Linked DNA regions of Homo sapiens: regions 1 and 2 are each linked to region 3. The links are chromatin loops, found by intact Hi-C in ENCODE. Cell type or tissue: IMR-90. All regions are shown on one strand. Region 1 overlaps DST (dystonin). Region 2 overlaps DST (dystonin). Region 3 has its middle 110 kb from the start of COL21A1.

Region 1 (8,000 bases), 400 kb after region 3:
TTACGTAGGAGGCAGTGATATGGCGAGTATAAGGTAGAAGAAGGCATAACTGTGAGAGTGGATATGGTATGCAATGCATACAGAAGAGTCATGAATGGCTACACTAGAATAAAACACCTACAAAGATATGCCATGCTAAAAAGCTGGGAGTCTATCAGGAAGGCAACAGAAAACAGTGAACAGAACATTCAAATGGCTGCATATAAGCATTTTCCTCTCAGTTTAGAGAGCACCAACTTCAAAGGCAGAAATACCAGACCTCAAATCCCCACTCTGCTACTAACTCTATTGGCTAAAGCAACAGTCTTATTAAAGACTCCCTAAGATTTATTTGCATCATCTGTAAAATAGGGATAAATAGCACCCATTTCAAACACTTGCATAGAAGCTAAAAAGAAATAATGAATGTTATGCACCTAAGAGAATGCTTAACATAAAACTGTAGTTCTTCTTAGTGCTATTTGATAGACTTAAATGCATTGATCTCAAATATTTCCTGCAATCTAGTAATGGCAACATCAGAGGCATCCTTCTGGCTTCTGCTAATCTCTATCTACTTTAGTAACCACAGAATTATCAAATGGGACTCCAAGAAACCTATTGTTTTAAATTAAGTTAACCAAAGTTCTCTGGAGAAAATGTTTAGGAAAAAAATGAAATGAGTAAGCACAAGTTAACAAAATGAGGTTTGGAAGTGGCAACAGGACATGTATCATGGAGGCATATTCATTAACTAGACACTTGTTCATAGTTATGTCTACCCTTAAAACACAACTGATTGTCCAGTTAGAGTAACAGCATAACAGCATAGCCAGTGAAATGTCCATGGTTCCAAAATGCAGCCTAGAACAAAGAACACAGTAATGCTTCTTAAAATGGAGCTTTTTGTTTACATGAGCCATTTTGGAAATTCACTTCATACCACTGATAATGAAATTTTCAATTACAAAAGAAATGACTTTCGGTTTCTTTTAGCAATAGGAATAAGAAAGAAACTGAAGAATATATAGTGATAGATGCCATTCCAAGTGATCTCTGGTAAGAGTAAAGTAACTTATTTATAAAGTACAACTTCTAAAAGGAAATCAATTAATTCAACAAAAGAAATACGTAACTTATTTGTAGATGCTAACCTTTTAAAAAGTGTAAACAAAATAAGTAACATTCATAATAAAGGCAGATTTCTGTCTGAATTTATACAATTTTTCTATGAAATTTTATTTCTGCGATGGGGTCTGTGTGACTGATTCTTTCTAAGTTCTATGTTCTTAATTGAGAGATCCAGACTTCATTTAATCTACTTTAGCATGTCATCTATCACAGGTCCTTGAGAGTAAATGTGCTCAATTGCTTCTAAATACAGACCATTCTCATTATCACTAGTTTCTCCCACATGGCAACCTCATAAATATTTATTAGCAAAATATAGACAAAATCTGCTGAATTACAGAAACTGAAGATATAGCCCCTGAAAAGATCCAAGAGCTATGTAAACACAGCCACTAAAATAAAAATGTTACATATATTAGAGCTGGATTCAAACAAATCAACTCTTAAAAAAAATTAAAAAATTAAATCTTTGACCCATGAATATTTTAGTGTGGTAAAATAAATGACTTCATGGTTCCAAGATAAATTTGTAAAACCTAAAAATATTTTCTAACAGTCAAAACTAGATATGGATAAAGTATTTAAATTAAACATATGTTCTTTAGTTCATAAGTCCTGAATAATTTCAGTTAGTATAAGTTATTCAGAAGTTAGGTACTCTTCAGAATCAGAAAGGAATGAGATAAACAACAGGATTATAAAGAAAATATAATTGGATTATCCCTTCTATTTCACTAGCTTATAGTAATACCAAGTAATGTCTATTTTTTTCAGCTCCGAAGTACATTCCAGGACTATAAAAAATACCAGAAAATGTATGAAATGTATAAAACATATATAAAGTATATATTCCTTGCCATCAAGTCATTTCAAATCTAATGAAGAAAATAAAAAAAAAAAAAACAAGACATTAGACACTAAATAGGAAACCGGTTGACTACATGCAGAATAGGGACTGAGAGAAGAGTTACCAGTGTAACCCTGAGTACTTGTAACAGACCTGTGGGCACGCAGGAGGAGTTGTACAGGAGTTGCACAGTTGTGGGTAGCTAGAAGCTCAGAGACTGACTTTGATTATGTAAAATTTAAGAAGACAATTGTAGGTAGCAGTAGCAGAAATACACAAATGGAAATGAGCATAATGTGAGACAAGGAAACTAGTATTAATAAAATCACACTGCATTGGCAGAATACTTTCATGTAATTACCCCACTTTACATTCACATATACTCTGTAAGTAAGGCAGATACTTACATTTAAAGATGAAGAAACTGAGGTACTACTCAATGAGAGCAGCTTATCCTTATCACTGATCTCGTAATCAAGGCTTGATCACAGGTCTTCAGATTACCAAATCCCCTATTCTTGCTAAACACTACTAGCTCAGAGACTGACTTTGATGATGTAAAGTTTAAGAAGACAAAAATTTTGGTAGACTTTAAGGCAAGTATTATAAAATAATATTTTGAAATTTATTCCCATTTTCTCTTTTGCCTTTTGGCATGAAGTGTTTATCAGCCTAAAAAAGAGATTATAGAAATTCTATAAAAAGACAGGAATAACCATTTCTGGTTTATAAAATAGGATTATTCAGCAAGACACATAGCCTTGCTAGCCATACTATTGCCTGGAAAGATGTTTCCAAATTGCTTTTATTTCTGTCTCCCTTCCCTGCCTCCTTTTAATCAGGGGCCTGATCTAGCTCTTCTCCAGGGTAGAAAAGACACGCCACTTCCAGCGATGACAGCAGAGCCATAGGGCTAGCTAAAAGGAGGATATGATATAGTATATGTAGGAGAAAGACGACGGAGTCAAGAGGGGAGTCAAGACTAATTTTTCCTGTTCAGGCTTTGGCCCTGAGAGGAGGAGGTGCATTCAGTGAATAAGGAGTGATGTGGAAGGCACAGGGGGCTCTTGACCCACTCCCTATCTGGTACCGTGTAAAGGAGGCTACCCTTGGTTCTGCTTGGTACAGACCAGACACAGAAGTGTCTGTGTGTCTGGCTGGGACACCTCCCAGAGGGGTCATCCTAGCAGGGAGAGGGGGCTCTCTAGCAAGGGATACAGAGAAGATCACATGGGCCAGGAACAATCAAGCATCCCAGAAAGACTGCAGATGGGTGTGGAGCACTAGTGGAAAGCCAAGGGGAAGTCACATCAATGTGGGACACGGCCTGAGTCACAAGAATGGGCCAGAGTTCACTGGTAGCTGACTTAAGAATCAGTGGCCCACAAGGTGCCAGGCATCCAAGACAGAAAAGGGGTACAAATCACCCAGGAAGCAGGGGTCCTAAAAGCCAGGATAAAGACGCTGGCAGGAATGAGCACAGTGTTTTCCCCAGAAATGCAAGGTTGCAAAAGCCACATCTCTCCCTCAAGACACGCAGAGAAAAAGAGAGGGAGAGGAAGCTGCCTTCAACAACCAAGCATTTTTATCTAAGACAGAACAAAGATCAGAGGAGACTGTTCGATTTGCCACATCAGACTATGCTTTAAAACAGATTCAATTTTAGTACATTTTCTCACTAATCAGAAGGTGAAACTCATAAAGATGACTAGATCAGCCATAAAAGACAATATTTTCTCTGCATTTCCAAGTTCAATCATGAATTAAATCTTTCAAGCCTAGTACACAGGGCAGAAAAGTTGGTTTTATACAGAGAACAACAAAGAGTCATGGTCTTTTTTCAAGAGAAGTATTAATAAGACAAAAGCTCTCAGCAACTGTATGTGATACTGGATGAATCAATGCCTTGCAGCAAGCTCAGTCTCATTCCAGAAAGGGCTAAAATACTCATTCAGACTATTTTCATTTTAAAGCAAAGGAACAGAGATGGTTCCAGGAAGAAAAAAAAATACACTTTTAGAAAAGCAGGACTTCAAACAATGCAACTTTAAACAACTGAGAAACAGTGACAGATGGCCCTATTATGTATACACTAGAAATGGGATTTATTTTTTTCAGGAAAGGCTTTGAGAGTTGAGGCTAAAACACTGACAGTCTGTACATGGCATGTCATCTGCCAGTAAACATCAGATGTCCCTACAAACCCAAGTGTTTATAATAATGGGGAAAGAATGGCTGAAGTTTTATGTGAACACAAACGTAAATCACAACATTCTGAAATGCACAGTTTCTAACCATTCTGTTTATGGTGCAATATACAGTGTGGCCCAAGTTCTGGCAAACCACATAGCTCTTTTCAAATTGACAGTATAAGGAATATGATGTGAGCTGTGGACTCACAGCTGTGAGCTGTGCTACATTTCCTAGTAAAAGAAACCCTGATTCTGATGGGGACACATGGTAGCCTGGAATAAAACTACACCTCCCCAGCCTTACTTTCAATAACAAAGTTCCAGTAAATGAAATAAAAGCTAATGTGTTATATGGCAGCTTCTAGAAATTTTCTTTGTAAGACATCTGGCATGAGCCCCTTGCCCCTTCTTCCTTCCCTCCTCCTTTCTACTGGCTGGGGACACAGACCCGATGAATATGGCTCAAGCAGCCATCTAGGACCACAAAGCAGCAGCCTAAGTCTGCAGGAACAAGAAGTAAGGAGCCTCTGTGGATGGTGGCTATAACCATGCCAGTCCTGGACTGCCTCCTGCTGGACTTCTCTCAAGTAAGAGAAAAGTAAACTTCCTTCTCTTAAAGTTACTATTGTTTCATTTTCATGTGCAAAATAGAACCAATATTAGCCAACCTAATCCTACCCACAAATACAATGCTTTCCAACAAACCTACTACTAAGAGCTCTTTGAAATGGAAAATTTCCCAGGAAAGAAACAACTACCATTAATACAGCACAAAGTAAAGAACTTGGTATAATCAAGCGCGTACAACTGTAGCAGAAACTTTTCCCCATATCCTTGTATCCTTCTTTCTCAAAGAAACAAATTCTCTAATTATTAGCTAGGTGCAAATACACAAGGAATAAATACACATTTCCCAGCCTTCCTTGAGCTAGATGTGGCTATGTTCCAGTTCAGCTGTGGCCATTGAGATGAGAACAGAAGTGACTGTGCTACTTCTGAGGAGGGCCCTTGAAGGGGAATACAGTGCCTTTTTTTGTACTTCTTCAATCCAGATGGCTGGAATGCAGATGTGGTGGTGAAACATCTAAAAAAACATGTAAGAGTAACAACCTAGATGGCAAAGCAATGTGACAAAAGGAACCTGGGTCCCTGTTCCAGTTACTATGTGACAAACTACACTGGAATTCAACTATGAAAACCAACCATTTTTTTATGTTCAAGAATTCTGTAGGTCAGAAATTCAAACCAGGTACAAGGGGGGCAGGTTGCTGCTGTTCCATGATGTCTGGGCCTCAGCTAGTAACACTCAACAGCTGGGTGGCTTGACCACTGGGGACTGGAATCATCTGGAGGCATCCTCACTCACATGGCTGGTGGCTGATGTTAACTATTGGCTGGAACCTCATTTGAAGCAGTCAGCGAGAACAGCCACAGGTGTCATCTACATGTGGCCTGACTTTCTCACTGAATGGCAGCTTCAAGGTAGTCAAACTACTTTGTGGTAATTCAAGGTTCTAAAAGCAACGGACCCAGCAGCAAGGCAGAGGCTGCATCACCTTTCCTGACATAACCATGAAAGTCATGTGGTATTCTACTGGTTACAAGAGAGCCAGGTGCCCAACCAGATTCAACCAGAGTGCACAATGGGAAAAGCAGCAAAGAAGTTGCACACATGTTTTAAAACCCATACAGCGCCTGACCCTGAGCATCATACCAGCCCTGGCTGACCTCATGAAGCTGAGCTGCATTATCATCCTGCACTCCCCACCTCTCGACTGCTACATAAGTGGAAATACAAATGATCATTTAAAGCCACTATTATTGTGGGTCACTGCAGCAAATTTATAAAGAATACTTATGTACCCCAATATTTAAAAATAAATCAGCCCAGGCGCAGTGGCTCACGCCTGTAATCCCAGCACTCTGGGAGGCCGAAGTGGGCGGATCACTTGAGGTCAGGAGTTGGAGAGCCTGGCCAACATGGTGAAACCCTGTCTCTATTAAAAAGACAAAAAAAATTAGCCAGGCATGGTGGCACATGCCTGTAGTCCCAGCTACTCAGGAGGCTGAGGAAGGAGAATTGCTTTAATCGGGGAGGCAGAGGTTGCAGTGAGCCATGATTGCACCACTGCACTCCAGCCTGGGTGACAGAGTGAGAGACTCCATCCCAATAAATAAATAAATAAATCAAAAACCACAAGTAGCAAAAACGTCTATCTCAAGAAACTAATTTTACAGCTACAGGAATGACTTTGTAGTTTTAATTTATTTGATATTATTAACTGCTGGCATATTTTTTTCCATTCAAAATTTTTAATGACTATCAGAGACCTCTAATATATTACAATCCCTTTGTCAGTCATTTGCATGCTGCCAGTTTCCCTTCCTGGTTTGGTGCACTAAGGGGTTTCTGAGCTCAGACAATAAAGATGCTGACACAGCCAAGGAACTGCAGCCTGAAAACAAAGAGTTCCAGAGGCGCGTGTGAATCTGACTGGATGTGTCCTAAAGCCTCTCATTAAACAGCTACTCCCCATCAAAGACACTACACTCTAGGCAAGGCAAAGAGCACTCCTTCCACCTGCCATTCTTGTCCTCTAAGCAAAGTGAGTCCTTGAAGAATCTAATAGTTTCACAGAATCATTTTGTGGTCCAACCATAGAGTATGCACTGCATATGTCAAAATCCTTTTATTTTTTAAATTAACAAATAATAGGATTTCTATCTCCTTATACCCACTCAAAAAATAAAAGCATATAAAGGATATTTTGGTTCTTCCATGTCCCCCAAAAGCAAAAAAGAAAATAACTTTGAGAGAACACAAATTTAAAAGAAAATTGCACAAGTCTGAACATTTCTAAATATATTCAAAGACACATATCTAACTTTGAAATATGTACCTAGAGGCAAATAATTTAATAGCAAATCCATAGAATGAACTGCTAAGAAATGCCACATGATTAAGCCATGTTTTGGGGTAATATGGGTAAGGACATTAAACAACTTTGAGAATGAATTATTAAAATACACCTTTTAATGTATCTTATTTAAAACTTATTTAAAATTAGTTTCCAGCATCTCTTAATACTACTTTATTTTTTGTATGTCTCTCCATGTGTATCAGCCACTAAACCCCAGTAAGACCCACTGTGTAATGATGCTTAATCTTCTTCCTTTTTAAACTCTAATGTGTATCAGCTTTCAGATATTTATGAGCTCAGATCTTTTGGCCAGAATTTGGTTAAGTAAAAAGCAAGCTGATCAGGCCATAGATAAAGGCATTTGGTGCCAGGGTAATTATAAATACAAGCAAGTATTATATTTGCCCCCAGCTCTTGCCCATAAGGTGGCTGAAAATGCATCCTTGATTTTCCCTTATTCTGTCAATATAGGAATTACTACCTTGAATACTACTAAACATATCTTTAAGTAATAAAAGGTAGCATTTGCTGAGCACTTATTATATGCCAGGAATTGTTTTGAGTACTTTTCATGTATTAAAGTCATCAGATCCTTCAATAACAACATAAAGTGGATAGTATAATTAAATCTCCCTTTTATGGATGAGACTGAGATTAAACAAAAAAAAGTGTAGTGAAACTGCACAGACAACTCATGTGGTGGTTTTAAAACATGTCCATACATGGAAACTTCTCCCTTCAAGAGCTAATTCCAATCACTGTGCATGTAGGGACACTAATTAATGGAATATAACTAAAGTAACTGTGTTAGAGTTCTGAGACTAGGTCATAAAAAGCAATGTGGTTTCTTTCTTGATTTCTACATCACTTACCCTGGGGGAAGCCAGTTGCCATGTCTTGAAGACACTTAAACAGCACTGTGGAGAGGCC
Region 2 (8,000 bases), 180 kb after region 3:
GGGGGCGGAGGGTGGGGGTGTACAAAAACTGCTACCTTTTAAATTCCAGGAACTTGTAAATAAACATTCAAGGAAACGTTTTATTTTCCCTCTTATATAGTTTTCAGGACAAAAGGATAACAATAATGTTCTATTAAATTGCCTTAACCTCTGGTCTTGGTTTTAAATTAATTTCAGGGGTTTATATTGGAGTAGATCTAGGTAAATCTGATAGTTTTCTAAAGTGCCCCCAAAAATATACTAAGGATTTAAAAAGATAACTACTAAAGAGTATATACTCCCCTAAGATTTAATTGTTTTCTACAAATAAACTGAAATATCCTTTACAGAAAAAAATTAATTTGCTAAGCTTTTAAATTAGCATGCCATTTACTGCATGTCTAAGAAAAAGGCATAACTAACAAGAACAATTATTTCACAGACTGAGAAGAGGAACGGTTCTGATATTGTCTAAGTTCCTTATCTCTCAATGTTAACAAAATACCTATGAAGAGAGCCTTTCCCCCTAATCTAACCCACAGCACACAAGCATGAAGAGAAGTTTAAAATAAAATAAAACTACCTTTGAGGCCAAGTTTACCAGAAGAGTTTAGTAAAAGTACCAAAACAGCTGAACTTCAATCTGAGTGGGAAGAAAAAAATTACAGGCTTGACAAGCAATCTCTACTTATTACAAGGCTGCACCCTTTACTTTCTTACCTCATTCACCACTCACAAAAAGTTGGGAGCTATAATGCCTGCAAAGTACAGCATAATAACTCTACTCTCACATGCAGAGCTCCTGAGAGAAATTTTTCAACCTATTAAAAAAAGTCCTTAATGTGGATAGAGTACTTTGCAGGCCATAACAATATAATACTGTTTGTACCTTCATGACTAAGCCTGTTCAAGCTTAATAAATCCAATATAATGGCTCTTAAATGGCAGTGTCTTTACCACAATTTGTGTAAAAGCCTAACATTAACATATATTCACAGTGGAGGCCTTCTAAATGAAGGGGAATGGCCACCATCTGCACAATCAATAACAGGACCCTGAACAGCTGGGAATATCAATTCTTCTCCAAAACAGTCCCTATTAATTTGTTATAATTATCCATTTATCAATATGTGGCATCTTGCAGGGTGCTAGTCAAACCTCCAAAACAAAAGTGTGGATTTCATTATTATTAGAAACACTAGTGACCACTCTGAAACAGAACCACAAACTTTTAGCAGAACCGCAAACTTTTGACACTGCAGAGTTTCATATTTCCATGAATTACCTGAACCAACTGAAAGCCATTGCAGACTGTGTCCAATATTCCTGCCTGGGCCCCTGTTTTTCTGGGTGCTGCTTTCTTTCTTGCTGATACGAATTTCAGGGAGAACTTCTTATAGAGCATTTCGCTCTCCTGGGCAGAAAGAGGAGCCTCCACTTCCTCTTTAGATGCAATGTTGCATTCTCCTGAATCATATTGTGTCAAAAGTGTCACATTTTCTACTAAGCTGGTGCTACCACAATCTACATCACTCTCCCCTAGATCTGTGTGAGAGAGATCTAAATCTTGAGGGGAATCCTTCAAGAGTTCCCTACTTTGTGCTGTGATTTGGGATTCTCCAGGTCCGTATGTTTCGTCCTCTTCTCCAAGGTTAAAAATATGCTCATTTTCTCTATTTCTTGGCATAATTAATGGGTCACACTTCACAGGGCTCTCTTTCAAATTATTCTGCAGGCAACAATTTTCATCGTGGATTTCCCTTTGACCATTTACATGTTTTGCTTCCTCTAGTGGAGAAACATCATGTAAAATCATTTTGAAATTTTCATCAGGGTGGGCACTTTGACATGAAAGCAGTGGGATTTTCTGTTCGCTAATGGAATTAACAGAAAAAAATGGTCTGTATTGGTCTGTTACAAGAATATCTTCAGTAGAAGACAAACTTTTAATTCGTGACTGGTCTCCAGTTAAAATGCCCTGTTTTTCTTCCCTCTCTGCTGGAGGGCTACATAAACCAGAGTCATCCTCCTCCGAAGTGAGAGAATTAGTACCCCATCTGCACTTGCTGGCCTTGGTAACAGCATCTGACATATCAGCAGGTTCAACAAAAGAGCTTTCACTTTTGTTTGCATAATCCATAAAATTGGCCGGGACAAACATTCGCCATGACCGTCTATGCTCTTTCTTTTCCGCATGAGATTTGGCTTTAGGTAATCCTGTGGTTCGAATGATATCACTATTTAGTTTGAGTGCATCAAAGATCATCTTTTCATCTAGTTTGTTAGCTTCCCGACCTCTCAGCTCAAATACACTGGAAGAAGTAAGGGCACCATTAGAGCATAAAGAACTAACATCCAGTGTTCTGTGACTGTAGGGTAAAGTTCGATCTGTAAAATGCCTGGAAGATAGACTACCTTTTGAACCAGAGTCTATCTGTTCATTTAGTCTAACAGTATCATAGATTGACCGCTGTGGGACGTAACAGTCTTCGATATTTAGGTCCTCCTCTTCTTCACCCTTCCCTACACATGGGGGATTCTGACGTAAACAGTCTGGTCTGCTGAGTGGCTTCCCCATTTTGCAGATAGTTAAAACAAATATTGCAGCTCTTGACACAGATAAGAAATAAGATAAAGCATCTTCCAAAAAAGTATACTTCTGAACAGAGCTATGGAGTGTCTTTAGCATAAAGACACATGCTCAAATAATATATTTCATAATACATGAGGTGTTTAAGGTCATCAGCAGTGCATCAGTATAAATGCAACTATCCTTTTACCTGGTTGATTTTAGGATGATTCTAAACAATAAAGTGCATCAATAACAGAGAACAAAAATCTCCTTTGTCCACCTTTCCCAGCTCCCAAAGTCCCCGTTCACACACTCCAAAACACAGAAAATAAACAAACACACACTTAACAGTGGCTCAAACACTCAGAACATTCCATTGTCAGTCCATTTCCCTTTTTAGTCTGATATTTCCAGATTAAAATTTCCAAATGAGCAAGCATTTTAACAGCCTGAATGTTAATTTCGGCAGAGCTCTGGTTAACTGTAATCCACTTAAAGATGGCTTGCAGAACTCCACCATTCTGGTAAATAAACCATGCTCCAGAAATTTAAAAGACAAACACAGGGACCTGGTATTGTTCACATCAAGGCACAGAACAAATCTTCAGAGAAAAATAAGTTAAGTCTAACGTTATGAGAAAGTTACATTTTTCTTTTACTTTTTTTTTTTGGAGGGGGGAGTAGCTATAAATAAACTTGATTGAAAAGGCAGGTTTTCTTCCTGTTTTAAGCTTCTTCAATGCTATTCAGAACTACTCAAAGGAAGAAAGAAAAAAACACCAGACTTTTAGACACCCAGGGCAGTACAATCCAGCAACCGTTTAAAGTAAACAGAAAGCATGGTGTACTACTAAGCTTCTTTAAAAAAAAAAAAAAAAAAAAAAAAAAAGCCATTTCCAAAGATTCTTATCTGGTCCTCCTTAGGAAGGCTTATTCCACCTGAGGCAATTGCAGCAACGAAGAGCTCCGCGGCTTCCTCTAAGGCACAGGCAGCGTAATTCACATTGAGCAGAAAACCCAGGGACTACATTAGCCTTTGAAACTGAACCAAGTTCTGTGGCCGCGGTATGGCCTTCATTTCAGCTGGGGCTAGAGAGAGACGGTGGCGGTGGAGGCAGCAGAAAGAACTCCGGAAGGGAGCTCCGGGGCTGTCCGCGGCTCCTCAGGGCAGCACGGTGCCGGGCAGGCATGCTCTCCAGCCAGGGCGCTTGCAGCAACGCCCTCTCTCTTCAGGCACCATCTGCTGCGTCTCTGGGCCTGCCGGGCGTTCCGGAGCCGCAGCTCTCTACCACTTCGGTGCTACGCCCTCCCGTGACTTAACTTCGCAGTCATCTTTCGCTTCTTCCCGGGAGTCGGCGAGCGGTTTCAGTGGGAGGTACCTCGAAGCCGAGAGGCTGCAATGTAACAGCTTGTGGTGACATCAGCGCAAAGCAGGCCGAGTCCGGCCACTGGGGAGAGGGACAGCTCAGGTTCAAACACCGCGGAAACCCCGCCGACTACTTCAAAATGGGAGGGGATCCGTAGGGCTTGCGGAGGCAGAACCTGGCACCGGGAGATCCGCGAAGAAATTATTTTGTGAAGGTCCAGAGACCGCACTCATTTGAATACTAAATGGGAAAAGGGGGGCTACATAGGTCCCTATCCTTCAGTTGAAACCGCACTTTTACACTGAAGAATCTGATGCTTCAGCAGTATCTGCGATGCAAAGTGCAGATCACTTTGAAGTCGAGAGTGTTTTGCCGTTCCCTTTTGAAGCCCAAGTTCAAATCTAACTGTTCTCCAGAGTAAAGTATTCCTACCAGTGAGGGGCTCTCAGCACTGCTGACATGAATATTAGTAGTTACTAATAACCATACAGTACTCTTGAGGTTAACACAAGGCCCAAGAGTGGTACTCACTGACTCCAGATATTTAATAAACAAAATCACCTCCACAGATTTTTATCTACTGAACACCCTTCTAAAAATACTGTTTGAAAATAAATTCAGCAAGCCAACTCTTAGTCTTTGTAGGAAATTTAATAGTTTTATTTAAATAAAATCTAAACATTCTCTATTTTACAAAATAAGAAACATCGTCAGAGTGTCAGTTACAAATGAAGCGGTCTTTCTTCAATCTCATAAAATAATCATTTGAACATGAACAAAACTGTGCTAACTCCAAATGAAGAAGGCAGTTCTAGTAAAAACAACTTTATACTTTCTTTGTTAATTTTACAGAAAAGATGTGGGAGGAAACTTTTGTGCCTTTAATGAGAAAACGTTATCTCAATATTCATTCGATAAATCTAAGAGTTGAATCTTTTTTAAAAAAATCTTTTCATAATGAAAACTCTATCGGTAACTCATCCATTCAACAATTATTAGATTATTAGATGCAACTCAGTATGTGGCCATCATTAAGTTGACTAGATATATGACTATCTATAAAGAAAAAGAGATTTAAAAATATCCATCCACATCACAATATCAATGCCAATTTTTCATGTTCAAGACGTGAAATATTTCAACAAGCACCTGATTCTGTGGTGTTCAAGCACACAGGCTGTAATAAGGCACTGATAAGAGAAAGAAAAATGGTCTCATACTTACCACGCTTGAACAGTGGATTGGGCACTAGACTGGGAAATAGTAGAGGCCAAGAGTCTTACTCCCAGCTGCCGCTCTCTTGATATGTAAGCTTAGAAAACTACTTATTCATGGCAATATGAATAATAAAGTTTCCTTGAGATCTCTGAGTGCCTTTCTCTAAACACTCTAAGATCCTTACAGAACTTTTCATAATAAAGAATGGCTCTAATTCAGTTCACCTTAGACTCTAACTCTGAATCATTAGCACAATATTATTCTAGGCTTATGAAAAGCTAAGAGGAGCAACATATAACCTCACATTTGAGGTGGGTAGTACATTTTTAAAACTGCACAAATAATTCATTCATAAATTAAATGATTCAAAAAAATAGCACTCACTGTCTGCCAAACAACATGTAAGCACTGGAAAAATGATGTTGTAAAGACATAGCCACCACTGTCCTTACACCACTTACACTAGAATGGGAATGTGAATGAGAAAATGGCCATGACACAGTTCGGAAGTAAACAGTGCTATGGGAAAATATTCCCTAGTTAATTGAGTTCAAGTATACACCACTTATTTAATAACTAAATTCCTTTTTTATTGAACTGATTTTTATATTGATTCACATTAAGATTTGTGCTATTAAAATTTGTCACAATAATTTACATATATCTTTGTTACTTGAAATCACATTCCAAAGTCTTACCTGGATGACATGTAAGAGCTCATATATAGAGCAGAACCGGACTGGTTTATTTTTCCCCAAAAATTTGGTTTAGACAGCTACTATAAATGTTATAGCCTCTAATGTTAATAAAATCAAGATATATTAAACCATGTTAAATATTAATCATGATATCTAGATCCATCACATTTTCTTTTTTTCTGAGACAGGGTCTTGCTCTGTCACCCAGGCTGAAATGCAGTGGCATGATCACAGCTCACTGCAGCCTTGACCTCTCGGGCTCATGTGATCCTCCTGTCTCAGCCTCCCAAGTACAGATGCGCACCACTACACCTGGCTAATTTTAAAAATTTTTTGTGGAGATGGGGTCTCACTCTGTTGCCCAGGATGGTTTTGAACACCTGGGCTCAAGCAGTCCTCCTGCCTCAGTCTCCCAAAGTGCTGGGATTACAGGCATGACCCACTGTGCCCAGCCCCCTCACATTTTCACAATGAGAGAAATACATAATAAGGTACGTAAAGTTTTCCTGAAAAATAGCCAACACTATTATTTCATAATACAGAAATCATAATGCTGTTTTCAAAATGTAGCTTTACTTACTTTTTGTAGCCTACTAGATATAATCCAGCTAAACTATCTACTAAAGCAGATGATTTCAGAAAAGTACACAACTACTAATTGAATTATAAGCAAAACAGTAATATTTTCTCATTTTATATTCCTAAAGTTTAATTAAATCTTTTAAAAGGAAAGTCCCTGAAAAGTCTTCCCACTAAGTGCAACAATGTACATCATAGAAAAGTTTTATCATTCACATTTATGATTATTATTTACACATTATTTACTCATAGAAAAGAGCAATTTTATCAGCTGAAACATGGAGGTTTTAGGGTTGAAGGATTGGAGGTATTAAGTTCAATGTGCAGTAAGTGAAAAATGTCTATGTAAGTAAACGCACTATTATCAATGAATAACTCTTGGCCTGATAGCTCTTGAAATCAGGATGAGAAGTCAAACAAGGGATATGCGTTTTGTGCTGCAAGTACATAAACAGGCATTAAGAGCAAAAATTGTTCTTTCTAAAACAAATAAGCCATTAGCTAATGAAAACTGAAGGCATGCTATATTTTTAGTTTTCAAACTATTAAATTTATTCACATAAATGGCTAAACGTTTCCAAAGATATGAATATGCATCATATGAATATGCAATAACTATTTATTTCATGGGAATACAGTTTATATTTAGAAGAAAGTAGAATATTCTCATCCTAAAGCCCTAAACCGATTTAGAAACAAGAGATTCACCAACTGATCTTGACAGGAGTTTATCTTGATGTGAACCTTAGTTAATATCTTTAATGAGCACTTGCTCTTCTTCCTGTAAGTTACTACAATACTAAGACTATGCCTTTCCCACATCTTCAATGAGGTTTTCTGGTGACAGTGAAAAAAAATTCTATGTAACAGAAGATGATTCTATATATAAATCTTATTAATTGAAATATATACATATTTCATATATATATATATATATATATATATATATATATATATATATAAATGTCAAAAAGTTCATTTAAAGAAAAGCTATCCAGCAAGCAGAAGCAACTCACATGTTAATGGCCCTATTCAATTTTCTTCAGAGAAAAAAAAAAACAAACAAAATCTGGAAATACTTTTCATATTAAAATACTGACAAAAGAAATAAAGCTTGAAATGAAGACAACTGGAGATATGTGAGAATAGGATCTGTGAGCACAGACATTTTCTTGTTGTATCCAGTTCTTGAGCAGCTCCAGACACTTTTCACTTAAAATCGTAGCATTTCCTTATCCTACATTGTTATTAATGAATGATTAGAGACCTAGATAAACATTTACCACTCAAATGTTCTTTTCAAGAAACCAATGTCTAATTTCATAACAAGGCAAATTCTTCTCTGTCTCTCTCTCACACACAACTTTAAGCAACTTTCCATATTAATAAAATACATTATGAAGGTTTCCTTTGATCAAAGGTGGGCCTATAATAATGACAGTAGATACCGCAGTTTGGCTGTTTTATTGGATCACTCTAAAATGGTGATATAGGTTTATCAAGGTAAAAGCAAAACAAAATAACAACTACCAAAAAATCCTACATTATAAAATCTCTGGCTGGAACTGCCTTCAGAACAACCAACTT
Region 3 (8,000 bases):
AAGCTCCCAAAAAAGTGGAAGACTAGGATGCAGAAGCTGAGGAGGAAATGGATTCGGACCTTGCTGAAGCTGGGTTTTTCAATATTTCCTGAGATTCTTTATTTTGCCTAAGCTAGTTCTAATTAAATTTCTGTCATTCATTTGTAACCAATGTAATGTATTCAAGCACAATGCCAGTTTCTAAGGACATAATAGAGACCAAGAACAGAATAATGAGTTCTGTGAAGGCAGTGAGCATAGGATGCCAGGCAGCTCATGGAAGAGGCACCCAAAAGGCTTTCCAGAAGAGATGCTATTTTGTAGGAGCTGAAGTACTATAAGGGGCTAGACTGAGATGTCTCAATCTCAGCACTATTGACATTTTGGGCCTGATCATTCCTGGTTGGGGGCGGGGACAGAGAGGCAGTGATTGTCCTGTGAACTGCGACATATTTAGCAACATCCTTGGCCTCTACCCACTATATGTCAGGGGTACTCACTCCCCTCTGCCCCCCAAAGAGACAAAAAGATATTACTTCTACCCAATGTCTTCACATTAAAAACAGAGGGCTGAGTTGCATGAAATGTGGCCAACATAAAATAATGACTGCCTTATGGAATAACAACATGATTTTCTCATAAAAGGTATCCTTTGTGGCCAGATGGTGACAACTTGCAGGCAGCTTAAATTCCTTAGGCAGTTCCTTGGCACACGCCTGGGAAAATTTGTTGACACATTCTTGTTTCGATAGGATGAATCTCTTAGCCACCATTTCCTGCTGTGAAGCACTTCTCTCTGAAGAAGCTTTTGGATCTTTGCTGAAAATAATTAAAATTTCTCCATGGAGGAGCCCTGCTGCCCAATTACAAAAATAACATCAAAAGTTCAGTCTCCACAATACTGAAGCAATCACAGCAGCTTCGATGATTTTGGTACAGGAGACAATGAAAAAAATGTTATGAAATGCATCTCTATTTGTTTTTCAGAAATCAAAACTAGAGGTCAGTTACATTTTATCAGTACTTTTACACATTCTTCAGTATTCTGTGCATTTTTTTTCTGGGCCCACTAAAGACAATATATATCATAAATTTACTTCTTTGTAAATAGGATACATACCTAATACCAGGTCCCATGAACTGAAACAATCACTCCTCATTTCTTCTAATTGCTTAGAAAGGACTAACTCAAAGCAACCATTCCTCTTGCAAAGTCTGTTCTCTGTATTCTTAAATCTTCCTTTAGTGCTATAGTTTCACTGAATAATCCGTAAATTAGAGAAAACAGTATCTACCTCACAAGGTTATAATGGAAATTAAAGAGTACCACATCATACTTCACTGATTCAAAAAATTATGTCTCCCCATGTCTGACATCTCCAAAATGGAAGTGTATCTTACAATCTACAGCATCTTACAATTGCCATCCGTAAGAGTGTAGCTGCATGTAGCTATCATCGCCTGTCCATGCACAAACTCGCTAACACTGGTAGCATGACTGGAACTCAACTTCCAGTGGAGGTGAAAGAAATACACAAGACACTACACAATGTGTGAAAGTACGCATAAAATGTAAGTGGGCTCTGATTGTGATTTCTGAAAAACAAATAAAGATGAATTCCATAACATTTTTCACCACATCCTGTACCAAAATCATCAAAGCTGCCATGATTGCTTCAGGATTGTGGAGATTGATCTGTTGATGTTATTTTTGTAATTGGGCAGCAGGGCTCTGCCACGGAGAAATTTTAATTATCTTCAGCAATGACAGAAAACAATAACAAAGTTCTCAGAACCATTTGAGAAAGGAGTTTGGGTCCTGGTTATTCTCTGGAAACCTTCTGCTGACACCTCAAGAATGCTTCACGGCATGCCAAGCCTTGCAGAAGAGGTATCAGTGGCATGGGAGATAATAGGCATCTTCTAAAAAATGCTGTGCTACCCACAGAAGACAATACTGGTAGTGAAACAAGAACCTCAACAATTCTGAGTCAGAGTGATTCAGTGAAGATAGACTGAATGCAAAAAACGTTTAGAAATACCTCAATTTCTTCGTACTTACCTTTTTATACATGCACAAGAGTGATATCTGATAAAAGAATCAATGTCTAGCTAAGCCTAATACAGCTCTTTCAATATATATACAATGACATTCTATGTGATATTAAATCATTTAGCAATATTTCAGTTGCACTTTTTTTCTAAGGGGTATATAAAATGATGATGTGTCACTTTTGATACGGTTTTAGGTTTCAGGGAATGCAATATAGAGAAGGCCAAGTGCAGTGGCTCACACCTAGTCCATTCTCAACGAGATGTAGATGTTCTTGCTGTTGTTGTTAGGACTTTTTAGTTGCCAAATCTGATTGAATCAAATCAAGCAACATTTGAAGATAATCTGAAATTTTAATATGTAAAAAAAAAACCCCAAACCAAGTTTGAGACAGACGATGTTATATTACAATTTGAACATAAATGTCCTCTCTAAACAATTGATTTCACGTCTGAATTTGAATCTTCAAACGATGATTGCAAAGTGTAATTTGATTTATATCTTCCCTTCTCCTCTTTCCCTAGATCTCTTGTCTACATGGTAAAATTCAACAGCCTAAGGAGGCAGAAAGAGAAAGAAAAATAGAAATTAAAACAACTCCAACCCACTGGTATACACAATCCATAATTCAATTCTGTATGTTTTTAAGCTTCTAGCAGTTTTGATTAAATCTTGCTGGAATTTAAATTGTATCAGAAGAAAAGTTTAGCATTAAAATATGGAATTCTACCAAACATGTCCCCAAGTCAGGAGAGATACTCAAAGAATATAAATTAAAGAAGAAAGAAAAAAGCCTAAAATCTCCAAATATTCTGGAAAAGTCACATTTATTAATATTTTAAATTGCATGAAAATGCACGTTATGGTCAAATGGATAAATAGAGCTATAGGAATATGTGTAGAAGTTTTGTCTTATCCAACAGTATAATGTGGTGTATTTTCCCTTCCCAATGGTTAAAAAAAAAATTCCATTCAACAGATGTTTGGTTAAAGCTTGGCAATTTTTCTATTTTATCAATGTCACATTTTCTATCTATAATATATTGAATAATTTTTCTCAAAACTTTCATAGAATTTAGTAAGTATTTAAACTGACTATAATTCACTTCTAAAATATAATTTCATTGTCTAAAAGTTATCATAAAATACATCAGATCATTCCACACCAAAATTACTCTGTGGAAGAATTTTTCTGATAATATTTTCTGAAAACAATTTCAAATATATGATAATTATATACTTATCCAGTAACCTTAACAAGAATGCTTCAAGTTAGACTGACACGGGATTACGATTTCCTGGAACTCTGCACCAGTCACTGGGCCCCGTGGGCTCTGTTTTGTCTCCTATAGTTTGGGGATTGGAACAGATTTCCAAGGCCCCTTCAAAATGAACTATGACTAAAACACCGTCTGTGTTGTTCAGATGATTACCCACCAGAGGGCACCAAAGCACCTCACAATACCTTTCTTCAACTCAGTTCCCTGAATCAGATCATGGAAGTAGGTGGGGGTTGGTTGGTTTGGGTTTTTTTCTGTTTATGTCCTGTAATTCGTTATTACATTAATAAAGTCACATTTCAAACCTGAAAATATGAGGCAATCGGACATCTGTTATTGATTATTCTAAAGGAGACATTTCTGAGCACATGCACAAATTTATCTTTACGAGTAATGTACCCATTTTTCAGTCATGCTTAAGATTGATATATTAATGGAGGATGGAAGATAAAGACTTCCAGTCTTGACCAAGTAGTGCATTAAATTAAACTCAGTGGTTTTGGCAGAGAGATCCTTTGCAAGATTGATGTTCTATTATGTGAGTCTGAAAAGCAAGACAAAGGAGAATTGCTGGAGTCTCTGAAGTCCTATCCGTGTCCTAGATCGAAGGAAATGAAACATATTCCTTAATCTAATTTGTGATCTTCCTTCTGCAAAGAGTCATTGCAAACTGTGGAATAATAAACTAGCAAGATATGATGTGCTCAAAACATCACTGAATAATCGTATTTGCACTGCAAATAATCACATAAATGAACATTTCTATTGACCTAAAAAGAATGACAGAGAGAGGTTTTGAAGCACTGATTCTTTTTCACAGGATTTTAAATCATTCTCCTGGAATTGGAAGTCCTTGAAGATACAATGGTGATGAGAAAGCAGAAGGCTTAGACTACTAAAAGTGACAGGGGAGTGGAGGGAGGGTCGTGTCACATCTACCACCGAATAGGTTGAGCACATAAAGAGAGTAAAGCCAGTTGCATTGTGCCATGGCATCTGTTCGACTTCACACTGATGTGATGTGGACCACTTTGAAGGTTACAATAGCAGAATTCAAAATTGCAAAGTCAGGGAGAACAGATGCTAGACTCAGGGATGTGCATGATACTGAGATTATTGCAAACCCGATGAAAGACATGAACAGGCCCTTTTATTAAATATGAGAAGAGTCTAAGCCATAATAAACACTGTGAACCTGAGGACTCAGAGTGATGATGTGGTGGCAAGAGTTAACAGAAATAGAAACCAAAATGGAAGGGGATGGAATAATGCAATAGCAACAGGTAAAAACGTTTTTGCAAAAAGTTGCCAGCATGAATTTAAAAAGGCATTGAAAAGATTTAAAACCAAAATCGTGTAGGTTGACAACACCAAATACATACGGTATCTTTCCAGGGCACCATCCCTAAAATAAGTGGAAATGTATCTAAATAACAGAAATATGATTCTATAAGTCTCAGGTAGAAAGGATGCTGGAATTATTATCAGCAACAACCCTCACCTTTTTTCTTATTTGTATTTTTAGATCTAAGAATATTGGATTTAAATATTAACCAAATAGGCTGGGCGCAGTGGCTCATGCCTGTAATCACAGCACTTTGGGAGGCCAAGGTGGGCAGATCACCTGAAGTCAGGAGTTCAAGACCAGTCTGGCCATCATGGGGAAACTCCGTCTCTACTAAAAATACGAAAATAAGCCAGGTTGTGGTGACGCGTGCCTGTAATCCCAGCTACTTAGGAGGCTGAGAATCGCTCAAACCTGGGAGGTGGAGGTTGCAGTGAGCCAAGATTGCGCCACTGCACTCCAGCCTTAGTGACAGAGCAAGACTCCGTCTCAATCAATCAATCAATCAATATTAACCAAATAAAGGGCATAAGACAGCAAGTCAGAGACTTTCGGGTTTTATGATTTGCTTGTTCTGTGGTTGGGAGAGGTAACTCAAGTTTGTTGACTCTCAGTTCTCTACACTGTAAAACGAGGATGAGACTAAACTACATCCTCAAAAGCAGAGCCAGTGGGATGTCCGTCTCCTGAGTTTCTTCCATGTCATGCTCCGTCTCATAAAAGAATAACCAGGGTATTCAGTGATCATGATTTTGTTTGCAGGTTGCACAACTATTTGCTTAATTTTATTTTTAATATTATAAACATTATTGGAAAACAAGCCTAAAGTTGGAAATAACCTAAATGCTCAGTGACAAAGGATTATTTTTCATCCTTATAATCCATTCAGTGGACTATCAGGTACCTGTTTGAAATGATGTAGAAGATTATCCAGTGGCTTAAGGAAAACACTTGGTTACTACAGGAAGATAAAGAAGCTCCAAATCAGAATAACTACAATTTTGGTTTTAAAAATAATGGCACCAAAATGGTAATAATAGGAAACTCTGGTTGGCAGAATTATTTTAAATTAGGAACGAAAGATCCAAGCATAAAAAAAAATCAAAAAGTCAAAGCAGTTATCTCTGTGGGGTTATGAGTGATGGCTGCGTATGTGCGTGTGCGTGTGTGTGTGTGGTGTGTGTGTGTGTGTTCTTTTCTACAACATAAACAACACAAAGGCAACCAATATCTCTTTAAGTAGCATTTCTACTGAAGCCTGTGTAAGGAAGCACAGCTCAAAGTGTCCATGGTTCATCCACAAGGATATCAAGCATTGTTTTCAAACAGACGTAACCTTTTCCTTTGGCTCTCTGGCTGTTTGGCCTTCCATCAGGAACAGTCACCTTCCTGGTCACTAAGAGGATATGAATCAGGTCTCCAGGTTAACTGAACACAATGAGCGCTTGCCCCTGGAAACCCTTGCCCAATCCACCCCCGACCCGTCCACCATCTCCTACTACCACAGGGGCACCCTGAAATTGCCAGATGACAAACCATTGACAAGTAGCAAGTTCAGCCAAGCTAGAGAGATACTAGCAGTATAGCAAGTGAAAAAAATTATATAAAGTATGATCTCATTTATTATATTTTAAATGTATAATCGTGTCTGAAGAAAACTCACTAAAATGTTAACCATGGTTATCTCTGTGTGGTGGGACTATGAGTGCCTTAAGTTTTCTTATTTTTGCTTAGCTCTATTTTCTAAATTTTCTACAATAAGTATGTATTATTTTTTAATTTTAAATAAAATAAGTAATTTTGCCAATTTGATCAAGCCAATAATTTGGGATCCCTGATTTATAAATAGACCAGTAGGTAAAGGACTCAATGGTTTAAAATATTGAGACTTTTACTAAATTTGTTCAAATACATTTTACTAAATTTACTCAAAGTAGCAGTGGCCCCATGTTTAAGAAACGCTGATTTTGGCTCTCCCTCTGACATCTCCTTCTCGGCCTTTCCTTCAAAGATATGCTCCTCCCCCAGTCCACTTACCATGAAGACACCTCTCTCTACTTTCCACACGGGCACAACCCCTCTCATTCCTGAATTCCTGCCAGCATTTATACACAGTCTGCCTGGATCAGCCCTCCCCACTCCCACCACCTCTACCACCTAGGCCCCTCTGTTAAGAACCTCAGCAGCCTTCTCTTGTTGCTGTGCAAGTCCCTAGCTGTTTGTGTGTTTGATCCCAGGTCCCGGGCCGGTGCGTATTTGAAAACTTTATTAATTCTTCCACTTGGCAGCAAACCCTACCCCCCACGCCCACATTGCCCCTTATATTTCCAGGGCTTATCACAATGATGCCTTTCTCCCACCTTCTTTGCAACATCTCTGCCCTGAATCTCCATCAGGGCCAGGCACTACCAAAAGCCAGAAGAGACAATCAGTAACTTCTTTGGGGCATTCTTCCTAGAAACATGAATGTTTGACATCTGTTATGCACAGCCTTCAAAATGAGTGTCCTACATATGTGCCCAAGAAATGGAGAGACAAATTGTCCTCTCTAAACTCATAAACGAATGCATGATTTTGGAGAGCAAAGCTCACTTCCTAGCCTTCTGGGAACCAGGCTTAGGCCTCGTTCTCCTAAGTGTCTCAGACAGCAGAAGCAGCAGGTCATATACACGTAATAAGTATCATGTGTATGGAGCTTTTTATTTGCAGTGATTGCACACTTATCGTCTATTTTAATCTGCACAGCCCTGTGAGGTATGTTTTCATATCTTCATTTTTCTGATCTGAAAACTGAGGCTTACAGAGGTTAAGTCACTCAGCAGAGGCCACACCACTAGGAAATGATAGAATGAGACTTGAATCCAGGTCTTTGGACTCATTTAGGTGGTCCTGTTGTGCCACAGATCACTGTGGGAGCCATTTTGAGGTCAGTCACCCTGTGGCATTACCAGGTGATTGTGTGTTTCAGAAGATTTGCTTCATCCAGAGATAAGTGAAGTTCCTAGGAGGGGCCATCAGGACTGAGAGGGAGGTATTGGGTAATATTTGTCCATTTAAACTCACCTTGGACATTTGGGGTGAGGAGATCTTATACTGAACAGGTCTGTCCTGTGTGTTTCAGGAAGCTTAGCATCACTGCTCTCTGCCTGATAAAATCTGACTGGACAACCCAAAATACCCCCCGACACATTCCCAAACAACCCCCAAGGGGACTGTGCCTTCCTTGGAAGAGAACTACTTCAGAAATCTGAGAACCTCTGATTTAAAAGCAAGAATGCCTATATTGCTAATAGGTGACAAGTCAGAACAAAAATTAGATCAATGGGCAGGTAATTACTGGGAC

The links. Hi-C counts contacts between places; a loop is a spot of excess contacts. Peaks named below come from ENCODE experiments on the same cell type or tissue, not always from the same donor. Only the 100,000 strongest peaks of a DNase experiment are listed, where the experiment ranks them.
Region 1: a loop joins it to region 3, with 5 times the contacts of the local background. A loop is called at or near these places in 5 of 110 quality-filtered maps.
Region 2: it touches region 3 in a loop (3.0-fold over the local background); 26 of 110 quality-filtered maps call a loop at or near these places.

What each region holds. Positions count from the first base shown.
Region 1 is chr6:56,753,135-56,761,134 of GRCh38, forward strand. The region is part of intron 4 of DST (dystonin); the gene reads right to left. Among named protein-coding and RNA genes, the nearest start is that of DST-AS1, 87 kb to the right of the region's middle. RefSeq lists a silencer at 4,613-4,662 and an enhancer at 6,344-6,900. In IMR-90, a CTCF peak has its summit at 4,715 (motif pointing left); a DNase peak (open chromatin) is centred at 4,687; H3K27ac peaks cover 2,326 bases.
Region 2 is chr6:56,539,016-56,547,015 of GRCh38, forward strand. All of the region lies in intron 61 of DST (dystonin), which reads right to left. Among named protein-coding and RNA genes, the nearest start is that of COL21A1, 300 kb to the left of the region's middle. RefSeq lists enhancers at 3,176-3,941, 3,646-4,065. In IMR-90, a CTCF peak has its summit at 3,825; a DNase peak (open chromatin) is centred at 3,906; H3K4me3 peaks cover 3,972 bases; H3K27ac peaks cover 2,951 bases.
Region 3 is chr6:56,355,946-56,363,945 of GRCh38, forward strand. It overlaps a transcript of COL21A1 not described here. Among named protein-coding and RNA genes, the nearest start is that of COL21A1, 110 kb to the left of the region's middle. In IMR-90, a CTCF peak has its summit at 3,470 (motif pointing right); a DNase peak (open chromatin) is centred at 3,496.